2 separate regions of the Homo sapiens genome follow, and region 2 is linked to region 1. A link is an interaction called in ENCODE POLR2A ChIA-PET data of the cell type or tissue named here. Cell type or tissue: A673. All regions are shown on one strand.

Region 1 (8,000 bases):
GCAATTCCCAATGTTTATCTCTAGCACATATCCTTCCCCTGAATTCCAAACTCATATACCCAACTGCCCACTCAACACTGGTCAAATAGGTATCTCAAGCTCAACACATCCAAAACTAAACTCCTGACTACCTCTCCCCTAACTTCCTCCTCAGAGTCATTCCCATCTCAGTAAATGGTAACTCCACCCCCTCAGAAGAAAAAATCCTAAAAGTCATCTTAAGACTCTTCTTTTACCACACTCCACATCTACTCCGACAGCCAACCATGTGCCTCTACCTTCAAAATATATCCACCATGACCCCCTTGCCTCAACTCTCCTACCACCTCCCTGGTCCAAGTCACCTTCACCTTTCACCTAGATAATTGCAACAGCCTCCTAACTGGCCTCCCCAATTCTACCCTAGCCCCGCTAAGGTATATTCTCTCGCAAGCCAGAGTAAGCTTTTCAAAATCCAAGACAGATCTTGTTACTCCTCTGCTCAAAACCCTCCAGTGGCTTCCCATCATACTCCGAGAAAAGATGAAGTTCCTTTCAATGGCCCACAGGCACTGAGTGATTTGGGCCTCTGCCACTCGAAGCCGTCCCATCTCCCTATCGCTCAATCCTTTCCAGCAACACTGGCCTCTTTTCCGTACTTCAGACCCTCCAGGCAAGTTCCCTTCTTGGGGCTCTGGAACACTCTTTTCCTCCAAATATCTTCATGGCTCACTCCCTCAAATTATTGAGGAAATCTACAGCAGTTTCAGGAGCAAAAGAATACTAAAATAAAGACTAAAACTATAATCAGAATTGTTCCGCTCCCCAACTTTTACTTATGCTCTTCCTTATAACAAGAATAATACCTTTTTACCCTCTCTCTAACTATCCAAATCTCACCCACACACTAGGGTCCAGATAAAGACTCACTGATTAACAGAGATCTGCTCAAACCATCCTAATTCCCAATTCTTCCTTTGTTTAAACTCCTAAAGTGTTTATCCTCTTTCTCATTCATTTTCAAGTTTAACCACACACTGCCTCACATTTTAATCTGACCTATATGACATCTCCCTAACTAGAACACACACACACACATACACAAAAGAATAGAATACCTTGTACAAGTAGTTCTCAATCCTAGATCAGGATAACACATAAAACTTCAAAAAATACAGGTTCACAGGCCCTACCCTTAAAGATATTGAATATATTATGTCTTATTTAGAACCCATAGATCTGTATTTAAGTTCCCCCAAAAGATTCTAATAGGGAGCCAGGATTAGAAACCACTGCCTGCCTTACAGTACTCTATTTCCTTCAGTACCTAGGAAAGTAGGCCTTCAAACAGCCTAAAACTAGAATGGACACCTCAGAGGGCAGATCCATACCTTCATTTCATGGAGGAACAGAGGTCCAAGAAGTCCAGATGACTAGCTAAAATCTACAAAGATTTAGACTGTACATAAATAAATGGAAGTAATAAAAATCCACAATTCACAGATGGGTGTAGTAAACACTGATTATCTATTACTTGACCAGTGGTTGTAGTGTCTAAGTTCTAAAACAGTGCATATTAACTTCTATATGCTTGAAAAATGTGAGCCACACTAGCTAATAAAAGACTTTGAGGCCAGAGGGTAATTACAGGAAGGCTTTTAAGTAGAATAAAAAACAAAACAATTTTTCTAAGTCTTCTTACAATATAAACAAAAACTGTTAGAACCATTTTTTATGGTTGAGAAGAAATAGCAGAAATAAATAGAAAGAAGAAATCTTGCTTCCTCACTCTATAAAGTACAAAAATCCTTATTCACAAGCTTCCATAGCTCTCACGAAGCTGTTTTCTGAGTCTAATGATCATAACGAAAACTTCTTAATTATAGATCAGACTTAGTAAATCACTCCTTATCCCAAGACAACTCAAACTCTATCTTAATAATCAGTTAACCTCAGGACTAAAACTCTTGTCATTAACAACAAAAAAACAACTCAGGTATCTATAAGGCATTATAAAAGAGTTTGAGCTTATTTTGGTGTACAGGGATTTAAGGAAGTGCCTCCTATTAACACTAATGGGAGTTCTGGGTGTAAACCATAAGCACCAAGGAGGAGGATCAACGCCCAGCACTGCATCTGTGAGAACCCTTTCTATTGCACTAACTGTAACTACTGGGAGTTGTTCGCTCAGAAATGGGATAATAGACCCAAATTCCTATGTCTCTAAAGCACAAGATAATTCAAATAAAAGTCACTAAGAAAGGTCAATGCTAGATACCAGATTTTAAAAATAAACAAGAAGAAGTTAAACTAAAAGAACAACACATTAAGAAAATTTTATAAAATAGCATCAACATACACAGAAGAAATTAGTGAATTGCTAGAGAAAAATATCTCACACAAAAATAAATTCAACAAGATTAAAACAACCAAATTTTAAAAAATTAAAGCACAGTAAACCCAACTATAGCCAGAAGCTTATCCAGAGAAACACATGCACACAAAACAAAACTCAACTCCTCCCTGATGGAGCCCTCAGTATACTACAGTCCTTGCTTTAAACACAGAAGAAAACTCCTGCTGCATCGATAGCCAAGAATAATCAGAGTACTTCCAGATAAATGGACAGTGATCACAAGCTGCCGAGGATGAGCAAAACTAACTAAATAAAAATTATAGCACCTTATTGTGTTCCATCCTGCCTCACTTCTCAATATAGCACTGCTGTACTCACTAGGCTGGAAAATGAGCAGGTGCCTTTCAGGCTATAGAAAAATTAGACACACACACACACACACACACACACACACACACACACACCCTAAACACAAACACAAACACAAAGGGAATGATACTCTTTCACTTGAAGGGGCTTAAAAAATGCAAGGCTTTGCTGCAGGCCTAGAAAACTCAGAGTAGGCCTTACCGAAGAAGTGAGAAAAAAGCCAAGCTTTATTCCAAATCCACATTTCAAGCACTAAAAGAATTAACATTTATTTCAGTTAAAAGGTTTTGGCAACAATCCATTTTTTAAAAAGGAAAGAGAAATTAAGATTTTCCCTGTTTCCAGCCTGAAAGAAAATTAGAATCTCTTCTCTCTGACTATACAGGTTTAGCTCCACAACACAAATAAAAAAGAACCCTGACTTTAGGCCTAAAAACTAAAAATGGTTCCATACAATTTACATTTTTTAAAAAATCTTTGTAGTCCAACATATTGATCCTTTCTCACCACTGCTATCCTTAATGAACATTTATCTTTTTATCAGTACTTTGAAATGTCAATGAGAAGTGGAAACAGCTACAATACACTGGGAATTTTAACTTTTGAAACAAAAACCACAAAGAAACAGGAGTCTGAAACATGCCTCAATCACGCTGATAAGTAAGTAGTCCTAAAACTTGAAAGTGAAAGCAATACAGACCTCAAAAAGAAGTTGTTTGCTTGATATTAATGCTAGCCTTTAAGACCAAAAATATGTTATGTTACAGAAGACTGAAATCAGGGCTTCCATTAACCTTGTTTAAAAAAAAAAAAATCCCATGAGCATGGACTTTTTTCCTAAGTCTCTTCATCAGAGCAGCATGGGGTCCCATTAGGCACCCTATTTTACTTCCACCTTATAAATAACGTTAGCTATTTGCTATTTCCATGGAAACCAAGTAGAGAGAAACCCACTTAAATGAATACCGGTTAAAAGAATAAGTTTTATTTTAGAAAGGTTTTGCTGCTATAGGCGAACTCTTCTGGGGAATACCACAAAGTCTTCTTAAGTATAATTTTTAAAATATATATCTTTGGTGTAGAGGGAACTTATTAAAGGTCCTGTTAAGTAAGTATACTCCTTGCACTAAATGATAGATGCCAAATAACATCATAACATTAAAGACACATTTTCAATGCACAGGGGTTTACATGCACAACTTTCACTGACTATGCTTCCCCATGCATTGAGATGGAATAATTACACCTGTGGGTCTAATTTAAACTAATGCAACCAAATAAATTCAGAAATAAGTCTACCATTACCTTGTAGTGACTCCTAATGAACACGCCCCACAACTGCAGACATATGTACAACTTACAGTGCAAAGAAGAGCAAACAAGGGAGCACATAGCAAGTTTCTAACCACTGTTACCACGTCTAAAGATAGCAGGTAGTCAAAAGTCCCTCCTTGACAAACCATTTTATAAGTGAAACAAGCATTCCTTAACCAATACACACATTTGGGTTAAATAGAAATAGAATATGCACAAGAAGGAAGTGCGGAACAAGACTTGTGACCTGCAACTTTAAGCTGACTTATATATTGTCCTGCTTATGCTAAGAAATGGTGGTCCATACAACCATCACAGACAGGAAAGTGTACATAAAATAAAATGCAACTCCTAAGAACACAAGCTCAAAACTAATAATCTCAGAACTTCTAAAAGCAGGAGTAAGAAAAGCTAAAATCTGTCCAGCAGGCATCGTTCTTCACTAAGTTAGTGGTGGCTCAGACATCTTCAGTAAGTTAAAAGACAAATGAAAATATTATCCTAAAAGGGATTACCAGTATTAAACTAACAATGTATGAAAAGAACATTCTCATACACATTTTTCCTTTGAGTATACCAATGTATCTAACTGTAGTGCATGTTTTGAAAACACAAAGTTACTTTCCTGTTATGTTTTACACACTATAAATAAAGATTGGCAAAATGCTGGTAATTGTTAGTTAGGGAATAGGTACGTGGGGTTATATTATTCACTCTATTTTTATAAATGTTTTTAAATTTCCATAAGAAGAAGTTATTTAAAATCCTATAAAGGCTCTTGTCTCAAATGTTTTTCTCTAAGTATAATTAAATAATAGATGAAATGCCTGGTATAGATCTTAGAAGCTACTGAACTGATTGACTGATTGAGACAGTGTCTCGCTTTGTTGCCCAGGCTGGAGTGCAGTGGCATGGCACAATCACAGCCTCGCAGCCTCGACCTACCAGGCTTAATCAATCCACCCAACTCAGCCTCCCTAATAGCTGGGACTACAGGCACATGCCACCACACTCGGCTAATTTTTGTATTTTTTGTAGAAACAGGGTTTCACCATGTTGCCCGTGCTGGTCTCCCTCTTTTTTTTTTTTTTTTTAAATACGGAGTCTCGCTCTGTCGCCAGGCTGGAAGCAGTGGCGCAATCTCGGCTCACTACAACCTCTGACTCCTGTGTTCAAGCGATTCTCCTGCCTCAGCCTCCTGAGTAGCGGGGATTACAGGCATGTGCCACCACGCCCAGCTAATTTTTGTATTTTTAGTAGAGACAGGGTTTCATCATGTTGGCCAGGATGGTCTCAAACTCCTGACCTTGTGATCCACCCGCCTCGGCCTCCCAAAGTGCTGGGATTACAGGCGCGAGCCACCACGCCTGTCCCTGTGCTGGTATCAAACTCCTGAGCTCAAGTGATACACCAGCCTCGGCCTCCCACAGTGCTGGGATTACAGGCATGAGCCACTACACCTAACCAGGAGCTACTGATTTTAAATCCAGCAGAGACATTAACTCAACATGTAACCATAATTAATTTCCAAGTTTTATTTTTCTTACCAAACAATTATGTTAACAATTTAAAACCACTAGGAGAAATCTAAAAAGGAAAGGGTCTGCTACTTTGCAACTATCAACCAATGACATGTAAAAGATCAATATATAATAAGGCATCAGTGGTATTCTGTATTTACAAATCAAGGAAAGAAAGCCTAGTCTTCTCAATTAATAAATCAAAATATTTTAGCAATTCACAACACCAAAATTTCCATTTTTTAATTCTCCAATTAGGTCCATGAGACTAGAGAGCAGTCTAATAAATTAATGCTTATTTTAGTTAAGTAACATGCCTGCCTCTTCCTCAACTTTGCCTCTATCTCACCCCAACCAGAAAATACAGCAATTTCTGAGGTAAAAAGGTATTTTTCTATTCTCTCTCTTAGTCCAGATATAAAGTATTTTACAAATATTCAGTTACTGTGCAAGTGATTTTAAGCTATCCATTCTCCAAATTCCAGCTGAGGGCCCAAAGTAGGGGGTATCCCCACAAACTGTTAAAGCTTAAGGTTTTGATAATAGCTCAGTATCTCCCTGTTTAAAAACTAATAATTACAACAGTGTTTTGTTTTTAAGAGAAATAGAAATAAAACAGTGGTGGCTTGAAGGGAAGGATGAATAACAGGCAGGGGACGGAAAGAGACCATCAAGAGGGTAAGCAGAGAAGCAGGAGAGGAAAGGCAACACAGGGAGTCTGGGCAATCACCGGCGGCATCTCTACACAGGAGCACCACCGGCTGGACAGGGTCCTGCAGAGCTGAAATGGGACTGCACCCCCGTCACATACAGCACCACTTTTTACAAATTAAGCAGGGACAAACTGATTTTCAAAATTGTATAATTCTTTAACTCAACCCCCAAACGCTTGTAGAATCTCTTTCTAACACATATTTATCAAAATGAAATATACTTCTAAAGTTTCCACAATTCCATTCAACCAACGGAAACAACTTTTACAGATTCTGCAAAGAGCTAAAGTAAAGAAAACTTAATACTATATATTTGCTATGCTAATTTTAAAACTATAATGCTTTACCTACTGGTCACTCTATTGCAAAGTAAGATTACAATTATTTAATTGAAAGATAACTATACAACCCATTATAAAATTGCTTAGTTTTAAAAATATTTGTCGAGCCAAAGTACACCACTTTATTTTTTAAAAAACTCGTTGGAATTTCTCCTCAGAAATGAGATACAATGTTTTAGGAACAGGGACAAAATAAAATATACACCAATTCACCTATAGTAAACACACCTATTCACCTACTAGACCTTTATCAAATGGTACAGCTGGGTTAGTGAGAACAAAAAGTTAATAGGAGCCATTATGCTACTTTAACTTAAATTCTTGCTAAGGGTAACATATACCATATTCAGAATGTTTTGGTAAGCTATTACAAATACATTTGTTGAATCACAGAAAAAAACATATCAAGGATCAAAGACCAAAAACGTTCAGATCCTGATCAGTAGTGAATGAACAAAGTTAATTATATTTTACACTTAATGATCTTTCCCCTTACCTCATTTACTGGTTTCACTTATAAGATAGAGACATTCGTAAGACAGATACATATATACATTCTAATGGATATATTAACTCAATTATTTACCCCAAAACTCCTCAAATCTGAGGAGATCATTGTACCTTTTCTCATAATCAACTTGTTCTCAGGCTCAGTTTCTAGGCTCAACATAGGTAGCTTATGACAATTAAATATAGAAAGAAAATAACAACTACCATAAGAAAACATCAGGCACCAAATGAGAGGAAATTTCACAAAGGCAAAATGCCCAAAATCAGAAAGCAAATAAACTGTGCCCATCATTATTAGAAAGCATTTGTATGCCACTTTTATATCTCTGGGGTTCTACAATTGTTTCCACTAGTTGTTACACCCAAGCATGAGTTCTCAAGGGTTAAATACACATAATTTGCCAGACCCAATGGACTGACCAGCTGATGAGTATTTAAGACTTGAGAGTTACAATGCCTAGTCTACTACTGACTTGATTCTAAGAGACCTACTATAAACTGCATCAATATCTTGGTGCTGGTCTCACCAGCTGTTGAGAAAAAAAAAGAAAAGCTTATATCACTATGGGTTTTAATAAACATTAAATCCCCTAAAATATTTAGCAGGCTCTGTTAAAACTGACATATTCCCATGTATTTTCTATTTTTCCCAGAGGTATTCACAAATAAGAACTCATTAGATAACACTTTTATCATCTATACTCTTTCTCACCACGCATTTCAAGGGAGAAAAAAAACCTCTCCAGCTAAATTGTTCCAAATTTACTCTTTTCCCATGAACTTTTAGTGGGACTGTAATAATAACAATAATAATGATAAGAGCAGCTATCATGATTGAGTGTCTCAAGATTTCCTCATTTTATTGTCACATGAACCCTAGGAGGCTGGTATTACCATC
Region 2 (8,000 bases), 490 kb after region 1:
ACCAAATTTCTTGGCCTCAATTCAACTTAAGCCTCTGCCAATTATTTCCTGCAGAAACATAATAAAATATTCCTAAGATTGCTTCATGACACTCACAGCAATTTCCATTTGTTATTTAGCATTCATTAGGAGCCAATGAGATAGTCCTTATAACTCTAAATTCTACGCAGAACTTATCAATTCCCAGTGGACAATGTTGCTTTCTTCTCTACATTCTTTCCTCTGATATACATTCTCTTCTACCATAAAAACTTTTTCAAAAATGCACATTCTTAGCTTAACTTCCCAATCTAGATTCTCCATAAAGATAGTCTGGTGGCTCTTCATTAATCCCCTTCTGGGAGCACTGAGGTCGTGTAACTAGGAAATTGCTTATGATTAAGGGCCCTTCATTTAAATCTTGCTGACCTCACACAAAAAATTAAAGGAACAGTAATCTTTCCAAAACTCACATGAGAATACTAAAATAGTGGGAGAATGTGGCCTTGTACAGTTTCCACTCAAGGACTAGGAACTGAATCTCTGCACCCTTAAAACCACTCTCTTAGCCGGGCGCGGTGGCTCATACCTGTAATCCCAGCACTTTGGGAGGCCAAGGCAGGTGGATCACGAGGTCAGGGGTTTAAGACCAGCCTGGCCGAGATGGTAAAACACCATCTCTACTAAAAATACAATAAATTAGCTGGGCGTGGTGGCGACGCCTGTAATCCCAGCTACTCAGGAGGCTGAGGCAGAGAATTGCTTGAACCTGGGAGGCGGAGAAGTTTGCAGTGAGCCGAGATCGCACCACTGCACTCCAGCCTGGGGGACAAAGCAAGACTCCGTCTCAAAAAACACACACACAAAAAAACGCTCTCTTACTGATTCTACATACTTTGGAAACTTATCCAACCCAGAATGACCTCAAGACTGATTTTTTTTTTTTTTTTTTTTTGAGACGGAGTTTCGCTCTTGTTGCCTAGGCTGGAGTGCAACGGCGTGATCTCGGCTCACCGCAACCTCCGCCTCCCGAGTTCAAGTGATTCTCCTGCCTCAGCCTCCCAAGTAGCTGGGATTACAGGCATGCGCCACCACGCCCGGCTAATTTTGAATTTTTAGGTTTCTCCACGTTAGTCAGGCTGGTCTCGAATTTCCGACCTCAGGTGATCCACCTGCCTTGGCCTCCCAAAGTGCTGGGATTACAGGAGTGAGCCACTGCGCCCGACAGGCTGAATTTTTTTTTTTCCAAGAATGAAGTGACACAAATTAGGATCATGGTACTGAATCCGATGAAAATAACAGACTTAGTCCCCAGACTTTCCAAGCTGGGAAGGAAAAGGGAACCACAAAGGAGTTCCCAAAGCGTTAACCTTTCATTTAAATATCTCAATATTTGAATGATTTCTACACACAGCCTTTTTTAGCTTTTGTATGTGCAGTGACCAAACTACTAATCAAATACAACAAAACTGGGCGGGCGCGGTGGATGCCTGTAATTCCAGCACTTTGAGAGGCCGACGTGGACGAATCACTTGAGGCCAGGAGTTCAAGACCAGCCTGGCCAACATGATGAAACCCCGTCTTTACTACAAATACAAAAATTAGCCGAGTGTGGTGGCGCGCGCCGGTACTTCCAGCTACTCGGGAGTCTGAGGCAGGGGAATCGCTTGAACCCGGGAGGCAGAGGTTGCAGTGAGCCAAGATCGCGCCACTGCACTCCAGTTTGGGCGACAGAGCTAGCCTGTCTTAAAAAAAAAAAAGAAAAAAGAGAGACAGACTCCTTGGGTTTCCATTGGATACTCCCCAGAAAGCAGACCCTCACAGGACAAGCGTTTGCCTTCAAAGTCTTGACCATCCTCTACTAGACTCTAACCTCTAACCACAAACACCATAGTTATAAGATTTCCAAAGAGGCTGGGGAGAAGGAGGATAAATCAACCAGGAAACAATGTAGACAACAAGGTTATCAGGAAACAAAGTAGACAACAAGGTTATCAGGAAACAAAGTAGACAACAAGGTTATCAAGAAACAAAAAGAAACTGTCATTGCTACACTAGTTAAAATGATACAGACTTTGAAAAGCAAAACAGCCAAGAAACCACATGGTTCCTTTACTTCTGAAGCCTCTTGTGACAGGATCTATATTCCTAACAGTCTATATTCCTAGGAAAATTGGGATCACAGACGATCAAACAATAACTCACTGTTTTCATAACTTGACTGGTAAGTGGGGGGAAGGGAATTGGTAAACGACAAAAAGTGACTTACAGTGAATTTAATGATCTGTTGGGGATATGTGGGGAAGTCACGTCCCAGACATCAGCCTCAGTTTACCCACCCAGAAAAAGGCGAGAACATAACACTTCGCTCAGAAGAGCCAGAGGGCCTTGTTCCATAAGCCTCCACCTACTCAAAGGTCCCTTCAAAGGCTGGACTCAGTAGGGGTCCCCAGTGCAATTGAGGCATGACACCCGGAGACTTCGGGGTGGGGGGAAAAGGAGAAAGGAAGGAGGGTCAAAGTGCGCAAAGCTCTATCGGTTCCTGGAAAGCCATTTTCGCCACACACTGGGGGTGCCCTAGACCCAACATCTCCTCCCTAAAGAACCACACCGGGAAGCCCCAGCAACTCTCCCTCCTTTCGGCTTCTCCCTCGGTTCCGGGCTGCCCCTCCGGCCGCGCCCCTCAACGCAGTCCGGTAGCCCCTCCTCTGGCAGTGTCACGGCGGCCGGCCAGCCTGCCCACCCGCCGGCGCCAAGGTCTTCTCAACCCCGCGGCGGAAGGATGCCGGGCTGGGCCTCCCAGGCTCCTCCTGGGCCTACCTGCAAGGCAGACGGGAGCTCGGTTTGCAGTCCAGCGAACGGGCTGAGCCACAGGGAAAAAGAAAGAGGAGACAGGAATAAAGGAAGGGGTCCGTTCTACCGACCGGCAGGAGAAGGCGGCTTGAGCGCGGGGCCTCGCGGACAACTCAGCCCTCGACCCGGCGCCGCCGCCGCTCAGGAGACATCAAGCAAGAAGACGGCGCAAAAGATCACCGAATACAAGAACGCCCCAGACATCAAAGGAGGAACGCCCAAGCAATCGTTCAAGGAACCACAGCCGAGCGCCGAAAAACAGCTCAACTCCTACTCAAGGTCCGGCTCCTGTCTGAGGCGTAAATAAACAAACCCAGATCATAAGCCACGGGTTAAAAAAGAGCCTGCACTTCTGCCATTTTCTGTGGGTCGCCGGCTGTTAAAGTTCTTTAGAGAACTGGAGTTTCTCGTGAATGTGTTGAAGATCAAATCATAGCGCAATAACACTTGTTGTGTAACTATAGTCCCCCAACTGTTCTATGGACTCCCAACACTCTTTATCCCAATTGAGCAAATTAGTTAACCTCATTTGACCCTTAGTTTCCTAACAGAGCAGTGAGGGGAATTAAAAATCATAGAGACAGAAAACGAGAGAGAATTCAAGCTGAGGAACAAAATGAACAGTCTACGTAAAAGCTCCAGTTTAGTCCCCACAAAGCATGACCAAGAGAAGCTGGGAAAACCCAGAATTATGTAGCCTGACCTTAAGGCAGGGGGAAAAAAAGCACACGGATTGCTTTTCTCTTTTATTTTCTTCCAAAGGCCTAGAGCCACAGGTGTGCTTCTTACATAATAAGCAAAAGTCTCTTTGGGTTCAGAACCTGATAAAGTGTTGACATTTTCATCACCACAACAATGGCTTTTTTCTGTAGTCTCTTAGTTGATAAATGAATATGCTCAGCACAAATATGGATTAATATGTACATCCTAGATGTGATTCAATAAATCACAAAGATCACTGCAAGTATGGTTACCAATTGTGAGCAATCATAGTCTACCTTACCTGCTCCTAGGGAGGTTTACACCCTTCCCCACTACTCAGAGAGGAAGGGTGTAAAAAGGAAACAAGATAGTCCCAGTTTGTCGGGCGCAGCGGCTCACGTCCATAATTCCAGCACTTTAGGAGACGAGGCTGGTGGATTGCTTTGAGCCCTGGAGTTCAAGACCAGCCTGGGCAACATGGTGAGACTCCAGTCTCTATAAAAAAAAAATAAATAAATACAAAAAGTTAGCCGGGCCTGGTGGCTCCCGCCTGTAGGCCCAGCTACTCGGGAAGCTAAGATGAAAGGATATCCTGAGCCCGGGAGGTGGAGGCTGCGATGAGCCATGATCACACCATTGCACTCCAGCCTGATCTATGGAGCAAGACCCTATCTTAAATTTTTTTTTTTTTAAATGCCGGGCGCAGTGGCTCACGCCTGTAAGCCCAGGACTTTGGGAGGCCGAGGCAGGTGGATCACGAGGTCAGGAGTTTGAGACCAGCCTGGTCAAGATGGTGAAACCCCGTCTCTACTAAAAATACAAAAATTAGCCGGTCGTGGTGGCGGGTGCCTGTTATCCCAGCTTTTCGGGAGGCTGAGGCAGGAGAATCGCTTGAACCCAGGAGGCGGAGGTTGCAGTGAGCAGAGATCGTGCCACTGCACTCCAGCCTGGGCGACACAGCAAGACTCCGTCTAAAAAAAAAAAAAAAAAAAAAAAAAAAAAAAAAAAAAAAAAAAAAAAAGTCCCAGCCTTTGAAGACTTTAATTAAACTCAAAGAGCACATCCTTACAGTATTAGCCTTTTTTAAATAATGTATTGGCACTTTACAAAAATCTCCTCTAAGTCTTTGAAAATACTGCCCAGGCCGGGCGCGGTGGCTCACGCCTGTAATCCCAGCACTTTGGGAGGCCGAGGCGGGCGGTTCATGAGGTCAGGAGATTGAGACCATCCTGGCTAATGCGGTGAACCCCGTCTCTACTAAAAATACAAAAAATTAGCCAAGCGTGGTGGCAGGAGCCTGTAGTCCCAGCTACTCGGGACTACAAAAAAAAAAAAAAAGAAAGAAAGAAAACTCTCCTTCTTGGAGAGGCTTGTGGAGCATAGCTATAGCCCTCATTCAAATTTTACTCAGATAACTACATTGTTTTTGTTTCTTTGTTTTTTGAGACGGACTCTCGCTCTGTCGCCCAGGCTGGAGTGCAGTGGAGCGATCTTGGCTCACTGCAACCTCTGGCTCCTGTGTTCACGCCATTCTCCCGCCTCAGCCTCCCGAGTAGCTGGGACTACATGCGCCCGCCACCACGCCCGGCTTTTTTTTTTTTTGAGGATTCTCGCTCTGTCACCCAGGCTGGAGTGCAGTGGCATGATCTCGACTCACTGCAAGCTCCGCCTCCCGGGTTCACGCCATTCTCCCGCCTCAGCCTCCCGAGTAGCTGGGACTACAGGCGTCCGCCACCACGCCCAGTTAATTTTTTGTATTTTTAGTAGGGATGGGGTTTCACCGTGGTCTCGATCTTCTGACCTTGTGATCCGCCCGCCTCGGCCTCCCAAAGTGCTGGGATTACAGGGGTGAGCCACTGCGCCCGGCCACGCCCGGCTAATTTTTTTGTATTTTTAGTAGAGACGGGGTTTCACCGTGTTAGCCAGGATGGTCTCGATCTCCTGACCTCGTGATCCACCCACCTCGGCTTCCCGAAGTCCTGGGATTACAGGCTTGAGCCACTGCGCCCGGCCAACTACATTGTTTTGAAACCTTGATTGCAGTAAAAAAAACTAATTTCACTGCTCTAGACATTTTCCTTTTTTCAAAAGCTGGAGACTTTTGAGTAAAACACCTGAAAGTTCGGCAAAGATTTATCTAAAATCATCATCTGAAAATGAAAATATTTGCAACGCTGAGTCTAGACTGCTTTGTGAGACCATGGAAAGGGTGGCTTATTCTATGGGCAGAGTTGCACCTTTACAGATAAATTTCCTTTAGAGAACTGTTCTTTTCAAATATGTATGTATATATATGGATTTAAGCTTCAGTTTGACAGCAAACTACTGCATGTTCTTATGGAAATGTTTATTTAGACTGAAGAGTGGATCACAAGAGATCAGGAGTTGAAACCATCAACCTTGCGGGAATCTCCTCACACTAGAGGAAAAACTGTAAAAAAGAAACAAGGCCAGCAGAAGTGAAGATCATCCTGGGCTGTACCCCTGATGTTCCTCATATTGATGTTAAGACTCAAGAACTCATTATGGTGTTTACTGTTGATCACTGAATTCTGGTAGGACTCTCCTCATGGAGCCACTCCCCTGAGGTAGGATGGTGCTTCCCTGAAGTAGGATAACCAGTCTTAGTTTTGCCCAGGACTGAGGAGTTTCCCTGAACATGGGACTTTGAGTGTTAAAACTGTGACAGCCATGGGAAATCTGGGACAGTTCACTCTTAAGCATGGACCTTGCCCCTGTCAATCACATGGAAAAAACTTTGGAAAGACTAAACCAACAAGAGGTCAGGTGTGGCAGCTCACACCTGTACTCTCAGCACTTTGGAAGTCCAGGGCGGGAGGATAGGTTAAGTCCAGGAGTTTGAGACCAGCCTGGGCAACATAGTGAGAACCTGTCTCTAAAAAACAAAAAAATTTTTTTAATTAGCAGGGAGTGGTGGCATACACTGGCAATCCCAGATGTTCAGGAGGCTGGGGCAGGAGGCTCACCTGAGCCCAGGAGGTCGAGTCTGCAGTGTGTCATGATCACACCACTGTACTCCAGTCTGGGCAACAGAGACAGTGAAACCCTGCCTCAAAAAAAAAAAAAAAAAAAAAAGAGGATGAGGATGGGACACACTTGCCTAGGAGACTTGCCTGGAATGAAGGGTGAAGGAGGGAGGGGAGAGAACAGGGAATTGGAGACTGTTCCTTATCTTGGCTCTGGGTTCTGAGAAACATGCCTCTACCACACACTCGGTGGTAGAAATCAGGTTTGACCCTAGCGTGAGATAATTCTGTAATGGTACCGTGAGTCATCTTACTAGGAAGTGCAGGAAGACCAGTCAGGCCTTGAACAGCTGAAATGGTAAGCCAGTTGTCAATTCTGCCATTGCAATTCTGTTCTGTTCTTTTCTAGCCGGTTCTTTTTGTGCTGTGGGGTAATGTATACACTTGATGATGGAATGGTAAAGGTAGTAGTATAGTGACGTAGGAGCAGCCCAGGGAAGGAGAGAGAGCCCAGAACAGCAGGGAACTGCTAGCCGTAGAATGATAGAAGGCTCTCCCTTCTTTGGAATTATTTCTATAAGATAAATCTCCAGTGATGAAATTTATCAATAGATCAAAATGTATGAATATTTTAAGGCTCTAGAATGACAAAGAAATCAGCCCATCTGTAAAAGACAGCATAAAGATTAGAGAAAGTTAACATGTCAACAGAATAATAGATCCTTAATGTTTTGCTGGGCAAACAGGGAGGCCCCTTTTTGAAATTTGCTAATTTATGATTTCAAAGTCTAATCTCCTTTCTCCTGTTCAGTATCCAGAGATCTAATTTCTTCTACTTTACAATCACAAGAGGCCTTCAGTTGTAGTCATTTTTTTTTCTCTTTTTTTTTTTTTGGAGTTTTGCTCTTGTTGCTGGAGTTGCAATGACAGGATCTCAGCTCACTGCAATCTCTGCCTCCCAGGTTTAAGTGATTCTCCTGCCTCAGCCTCCCTAGTAACTGGGATGACAGGCGCCCGCCACCATGCCCAGCTAATTTTTGTACTTTTAGTAGAGACGGGGTTTCACCATGTTGGCCAGGATGGTCTCGATCTCTTGACCTTGTGATCTGCCTACCTCGGCCTCCCAAAGTGCTGGGATTACAGGCGTGAGCCACTGTGCCCAGCCTGTAGTCATGTTAAAAAAAAAGTTTAGGCTGGGCACGGTACTTTATGCCTGTAATCCCTATAATCTCAGAGCGCTTCGAGAGGCCAAGGCAGGAGGATTGCTTGAGGCCAGGAATTCAAGACCAGCCTGAGCAACATAGTCAGACCCTGTCTGTACCAAAAAAAAATTAGCCAGGCATGGTAGTGTACACTTCTAGTCCTAGCTACTTGGGAGGCTGAGGTGGGAGGATCACTTGAGCCCAAGAGTTCAAGGCTGTAATAAGCTACAATCACACCACTGCACTCCAGCCTGGGTGACAGAGTGAGACCCTGTCT

What was found. ChIA-PET counts read pairs that join two places held together with the same protein. Peaks named below come from ENCODE experiments on the same cell type or tissue, not always from the same donor. Only the 100,000 strongest peaks of a DNase experiment are listed, where the experiment ranks them.
Region 2: POLR2A ChIA-PET joins it to region 1 with 10 read pairs; 2 of 35 experiments call an interaction of 5 or more read pairs at or near these places.

Annotation. Positions count from the first base shown.
Region 1 is chr11:46,096,765-46,104,764 of GRCh38, forward strand. All of the region lies in intron 1 of PHF21A (PHD finger protein 21A), which reads right to left. Among named protein-coding and RNA genes, the nearest start is that of PHF21A, 21 kb to the right of the region's middle. In A673, no CTCF peak of the experiment used is centred here; a DNase peak (open chromatin) is centred at 3,557; H3K4me3 peaks cover 1,301 bases; H3K27ac peaks cover 2,362 bases.
Region 2 is chr11:46,591,029-46,599,028 of GRCh38, forward strand. It overlaps AMBRA1 (autophagy and beclin 1 regulator 1), which reads right to left and starts at 2,995. Exons shown (of 18, transcript NM_001387011.1): 1 at 2,800-2,995. RefSeq lists enhancers at 2,747-3,247, 2,750-3,179. In A673, no CTCF peak of the experiment used is centred here; DNase peaks (open chromatin) are centred at 83, 193 and 3,063; H3K4me3 peaks cover 3,194 bases; H3K27ac peaks cover 3,023 bases.